Linked DNA regions of Mus musculus: region 1 is linked to region 2. A link is a contact called in ENCODE POLR2A ChIA-PET data. All regions are on one chromosome and are shown on one strand. The core of a region is the stretch at or near the end of the contact, and the rest is flanking DNA. Distances in the headings are between cores, read along the strand shown.

Region 1 (3,249 bases), core at 187-2,686, 290 kb before region 2:
CTGGCAGCCTCTTCAAGCCTTGGGTGGATGTGAGGACAAAGAGGTCTTCCCAAATGAGAGATGTCTGAGCTCTGGTCCAAAGTGGAGGACACAGACAGTCAAGTCCAAACACAGGAGTATTTGTAGGCAGAGGACAGGGCTTATGCCAGCGAGTTGAGCCTGAGGTCAGACTGCTCAGTGTGGCAGGGAGGGGTGTGGCAGAGAGGGAATCCACATTAGTCATCACCAAATGATTTATCCGCTAAGGCTTAGGCCTGGGTCGCCACCCTCTGTGCTCCCGCCTTTTAGAGTTTCCGGTTTCGACAGGTTAAATCTTGCTTCACACACACACACACACACACACACACACACACACACACACACACACACACAGGTTTGAGCAATGATTACCTGGCCTGGTCCCAGCAAGCCCTTAGGTGGCGTTAGTGCAATTACGGTCTTGTCTGCTGAGATCTTATTTGACTGATTATCATATTAAGTTATCGGAGATTCTTTGAACAGGTAAAGCAGACTGGTTGTTTAACCTCAGTTTACTTATACATAGAATGGGGACAATAACAGACCTATCCCACAGGCCTGCTTCGAGGACACACAACCTAGTGAGTGGAGAGTATTTAGGGACCGGCAGGTATTTGTCGATGTTGTTTAAGGATGAGCAAGAGTAAACGAGCTAAGGGAACCAGGTGAGCTCCCAGCTGAGGGAACAACATGGCGACATAGGGACTAACAGAAGAGCTGCCATTTACTATGTATTTATCACTTAATTCTGATAGGGGCTTACCCTAGTGTCCTCTAGGGTCTCATGTAGCCCAAGCCGGTCACAAACTTGTTATGTACTGAGAATGGCTGCCTGCCCTCACCTCCCAGTGCTGGTTTTACAGGTGTGTGTCATCACGCCTGGCTATGTTCCCGCCTTACACATGAGGAGGTCATTACTCAGAGACACCAGGTCACTGTTTTAGGGATGAGCAATAAAGACTCAAACCGAGGTTTATATAGTTCCTAGGGAGTGGCCAGACAGCCAGACTAGAAGCCCAACAGCGACCTGGGTGAGAGGCACAAACTGATGGTAAACTTAAGATGTAGATTCCTAGCATTCGGGAAACAGAAGCAGGAGGATTGTTTCAAGTTCGAGGTTAGCTAGGGCTTTAGGTCATCATTTAGAGGATGTTTAACAAACCTCTGTCTCAAAGTGCACAATGAATGAATGAATGAATGACAACTGAAGTCCTTTTTTGCAACTATATACTGCAACGGTGACCGGGTACCCTGTATCTAGTTCCTGGAGGCTCCAGTACCTGGGCGTTAGAATAATTTATTCGTACTCAAAGCTATTTAATCTGGACAGCGTTGAATTTCCAGCAGTGTGTGTATGGGGACGGATGAGCTAAGCAGAGACTTGCAACCATAACCCTCCCGCGCAGGCGCAGTCTGCAATGGAGGCTCTAGGACCGCGCAGACGACGGCTGGGTGGCGGCAGGGTCTAACCCGGAGTAGCTGCCTGAGTCACCGGCCCCGCCCTCCCGAACCGGACACAGCGGAGGCCCTGCAGCAGGCGAGCAAGACCGCGGACCGCCGGATCCGTAAGTGAGACGGGACACTCCAGTCCAGCACCCCTGCACCCTGTAGATCCGGAATCCGTAGTCCTCAGATCTGGCGAGACCCTAAAGTCTTGGCCCTTGGGGGGTCCTAGGACCGGTGTTCTCAGATTCGAACCATCGGGCCTGTCAGCCCCTCCAGAACACTCCTTACCATCCCGGATCTGACGACCAAAAAATATAAGCCCAAAGATCAGAGAGATACCCGGAAATTATTTTGGGCGTCTAGAACCACAATCCGAGATCGTGGTTCCCATTTGCGGTGGGAAGAACTCCGTTATCCAGGATCCTCCGGGCGCACAGCCATAATTTTTGGCCGGAGCCCACAGATCCCGTAGTGACAGTGTAGTCCCTCTGTCGAGAGTATCTGAATGTCTTAATCCACATTAGGAACTTCCTGGTCAGCCCTGGGTCATCCCTACCCTGAGCTTAATTTTGGAAGGCCTGGATCTGAGACACGTTCGGTTTTACACACCTTAGGGTTTCTACACGAGAATCCCCTGTTTTCCCGCTGCCTCAAGACAGGGTAAAGCAGGCAGGCGCTGTAGCCGAGGCTGGCCTTGAACTGGTCCTCCAGCCTCAGCCTCCCAATTTCTGGGATTACAGTAGAGCGCTACCACGCACGCCCAGCTGTACCCCTGTCCTCATGCCTATATATATGCAGTCAAGCCTGGGCCAGGGTACTTTCTAGACCCTAGGAGGTTTCACATCTCCTATCACCTGTCCAGACCCCTAGCTAGAGGCTCTGTCCCCATCTCGAGGCCTTAGTTTCCTCCCCAATCTAGTTGCCGGAAATGCTTGCTTTTTTTTTTTTTTTTTTTTTTTTTTTTGCGGGAAGGGCTGGGCTCCTGGCAAGGCCACTACCCGACCCACCCCTTTTACTTTACAGGACTCAGCTGCGATCATGTTCTTGGTGAATTCGTTCTTGAAGGGCGGCGGTGGCGGTGGGGGAGGCGGGGGTCTGGGCGGGGGCCTGGGGAATGTGCTCGGAGGCCTGATCAGCGGAGCTGCTGGCGGCGGCGGCGGTGGCGGTGGAGGCATGGGACTGGGAGGAGGTGGCGGAGGCGGTGGAACTGCCATGCGCATCCTGGGCGGAGTCATTAGCGCCATCAGGTAAGGCGGGGCCTGAAGGGGCGGGGCGGGCCAAATAATAAAGACTCACTTAGAGTCCGACCTGAGAATTCTTAATTAGTCTGGGCTGATCCATACCGGAAAACTGGCCCTAAGGGGATTCTAGCGAGGCTGGTGTCACTTTTTAGTACCAGGATTAGTAAACCTGCTTCTGTGGGTCAACAAATAGGATGCAGTTTCTTGGGGATAGGGGCTCTTCTGTGTTTGGGGAAGGTGCAATTCTATAGGATTGTATCCAGCCTTCACTGGGGGCGCAGCCAGTGGATCTAAGGCTGTCCATGGCTTAAGATTTGAGCGAGGTGGAGCTTGCTGTTTTAGGAGAGATCAGAGTCCCCAAAGAAGAAATGGTCCAGAGAAGGTTGTGTGGGGTCTGGAGCTGATTGGTTTAGTGGGTAAAAATCCTTTGCTGGGGTTAGAACAGGTGGCTGGCACCTATATCGTTGGTGATCCAAGCACTGATCCCTGGGAGGAGTAGGGGCTGATGGGGGGCGGGAGAGGTAGACGTTAGGCAGTTAGATAA
Region 2 (3,278 bases), core at 645-3,144:
TGGGGAAAGTCGCCTTACTTTTAAAGGGAGGCATGGAAGTGACATTTACATGTCCTACTAGCCAGTTGTCACCAGCTCCAAATAATTGAAAAACAAGAACACACTTTTTTATAGCCAGAAAATACAGTATTTGTGGGTCATCCCAACAGAAACCCCAGTGTACCTTATTTTTGGCGTGGTCCACCGCCATTCCTCTTTTCTCCACTGGGTACCTCTGGAGGAGTGGAGCTGGGGGAAAAAATGAGTCATGAAGTCCTAAGTCTTTTAATAAAAGGCCACCCTGGATCCATACCTGTCACCCAGGGAGAAGTCTAGGTTCTCATGATAATGTCTAGAGTCAGAGAAGGAATGTAGCCTATGTTGTCCAATACTGGAATCTGTTCTTATCTCACTGGGGGTCTCTTAGGACAGAAAATTGGAGTCACTTGGGCAGTCAGAGGCACACCAAATCTACAAACCCACAGCTGCTGTCAGTCACCCACCATGGAACCACATATATCCTCACAAGCACACCCTACCCAAATGACAGCACAACAATGTATGGTTGGATAGTCACAGTCACACATCCATCCTGAGGATGAAATCACAACCACATTTATAGAACCCTTAAATACAACACCACATAAAACCACAGTGCTACAAACGGGCACAACAGGAGACTCACGGCGGAGTCACACAACAGTTATAATCACTTCCAGTTGCCCTCATGAAATTTTACACAATCAATACACAATACACATTCAACAGAACATAACAGCCCCTAAGACACACATACTGTCAGCTTGACAATTACATGCCATCTTCCAATTGTAGTGAGAATTCTGGAATTTTGGTTTCATTAAAAACCACAGGAATAATAAAAAAAAATTGAAAAAAAAACCCACAGAAATATTCTGAGAGTATGTCTCTGCTTTAATTCCAGGTGCGTGTGGGGTGCGTGTGGGAATATGGGGCTACCTCAAAGCAGCTCATTTACCTGTGCTCTAGCATAGGTATGGGTTTGCCAGTGGCAGATAGTTTCTGCAACTGTGTGGCATTTGAAATTTTGAGGACTTTTCAGAGGATACATAAATGCTAGGGTCCAGACAAGCAGGATTGGATTGGTGGTTGTTCAGGGAGTATGGTAAGGTTTGTTAGCAGTCATGATCAAAGAAGAAACAAATTAGAGTCAAGGATCTCTCTCTCTTTTTCTCTCTCTCCCCCATCTATTTTTCTTTCGCTCCTATCTAGCAGGAGGGTGGTGTTGTGTGTGTGTGTGTGGGGGGGGGGGGGGGGTATAAAGGGTCGGTGAATAAAGGAACCCACAAAGTAACAAAGATCAGCTACATCCAACCATGCTCATGGTATCACATAAAGTTACATAATCACACTCAAACATCCTCACAGTCACAGGTACCCAATACACATAGTATACAAACATACAGACAGTCCCCCTCTGATTAACACTCTTGGAAGCATAATTACTGGCTATCTGATATATCCCTCATACACAGGTGCTATACCGTTACACACAATAGGTCCAAACACATTGGGACACAATCACACACACTGCCACAAAGTTATTAATCACATATAATAAAGAAAACGTGCATACGTACACACACAGCTCTGCGCATGTTCACAGGTCATTGACACACCCACCAAAGAATCCTAAAAATCACAGCCACGCACTCACTGCGTCCTAGAGTCACTTAAGGTCACACTTAAACAGAGCCAAAGCCTCACTGCTGCTCATCCTGCTAGACCAGCTCCCACTGACCTGACATCTCAGATACTGACTGGTATTTCCCTTCAGACCCCAGGGCCGCAGCTTTGGAGCCTTAACAAGGGCCTATAGGCCGCTCGCCGTACACTTTCCCGTCCCCGGACGACGAGGGTCCCGCAGGCAAAAGAAGGGGCTGCCTAGCACTCGCGAACGCTTCTGGGAAATGTAGTCCGCGATTGGAACTGGCGGGGAAGATGGCATCCATTCTCGGATTTCCCGCCAGAGCACGGCCTGAGGCAGGCCGAGGAGCTCGTTCCGCATTTTCAATTTTGTGCGTGAAATTCCTAGACAGATATACAAACTCGGACAGAAACTCTTACAATGCATTGAGCCCCTTCCATGATAGGGGGCCAATCTCAGAGAATCACTGTATGTTTTTGGAGTAGGTTTGCACCGGAAGTTGTGTAGAGTCGCGTGTATTTCTGGGAAATGTAGTCTAAAAAAGGAACTGCGTGGCACTGGTCTCCTGGAACAAAGTTGTTGAAATGATTTCTGAGATACCACACCCTGAGTCTGGACATTTCTGGGCCTTGTAACTCACTGTAGGAATTTTCAGGATGACGACAGATTCTCCGTTTTACCCTTTTCTGTTGGCGAGGCTCAGCATAGGATTTATATGATCCATTTAGGTGGCATATAAAAAAAAAGAATGAATATTAGTTATTAAAATCTATCAGATTTAGGAAGAATTGTAAACGAGTGGTTGTTCCCGAATAGGTATAGGGTTCTGTTATAACGTAGTGAAAAAAATTCTCTTCGAATTTTTATTTATTTTGAGTCTGGGTCTCACTCTAGGCGGACTTGCAAGTCACTATGCAGACTTGGTTTGCACTAAACTCACGTAGATCAGTCTGTCTCTGTCTCACAAATGCTTGGACCAAAGGCAAGCTTCATCATACACTGGGTACACCGTTTTACTTTGGTGTTTATGGGACTCATTTCTATATAAATATTTCCTTTCTTAGCTGCACAATATTCTATTTTATGAGTTATGTGTATGAGTTTGTATATCTAGTCACACGTTTGTGGTTGTTACAGTAATCTCTAAATTAGTTGATTTTAATAAAGGAAATAGAAGCGTTTGTTTACAATTCTTCTCGCTCTCTCTCTGTCTTTTGAGACAGAGTGTAGCCCTTGGCTGTCCTGGAACTCACTCTGTGGACCAGGCTGGCCTCGAACTCAGAAATCTCTGCCTGCCTCTACCTCCCTAGTGCTGGGATTAAAGGAGTGTGCCACCATCGCTGGCTTGTTTTTCCTGTATTTGCCTGTAAAGGTCAGAAAGGGATGTTACATCACCTAGGGTTACAGACAGATTTGTGAGCTGGGAACAGAACTCCGGTCCTAGGCAGAGCAGTATAAGCAAGCATTGTTTGTTTGTTTGGTTTGGTTTTTTGAGACAGGGTTTCTCTTTATAGCCCTGGGTGTCCTAGAACTCACTTTGTAGACCAGGCTGGCCTCGAACTCAGAAATCCACCTGTCTCTGCCTCCCGAGTGTTGGGATTAAAGGCGTGCA

What was found. ChIA-PET counts read pairs that join two places held with the same protein, here RNA polymerase II (POLR2A).
Region 1: POLR2A ChIA-PET joins it to region 2 with 13 read pairs in Patski. The contact joins the promoter of Capns1 here to the promoter of Zfp383 in region 2. POLR2A ChIA-PET finds 5 or more read pairs at or near these places in 2 of 5 experiments (Patski and embryonic stem cell).

The regions. Positions count from the first base shown.
Region 1 is chr7:30,193,340-30,196,588 of GRCm38, reverse strand. It overlaps Capns1 (calpain, small subunit 1), which reads left to right and starts at 1,436. Exons shown (of 11, transcript NM_009795.4): 1 at 1,436-1,583; 2 at 2,488-2,711. The coding sequence starts at 2,503.
Region 2 is chr7:29,907,133-29,910,410 of GRCm38, reverse strand. It overlaps Zfp383 (zinc finger protein 383), which reads right to left and starts at 1,894. Exons shown (of 5, transcript NM_001243908.1): 1 at 1,760-1,894; 2 at 164-228. The coding sequence starts at 1,766.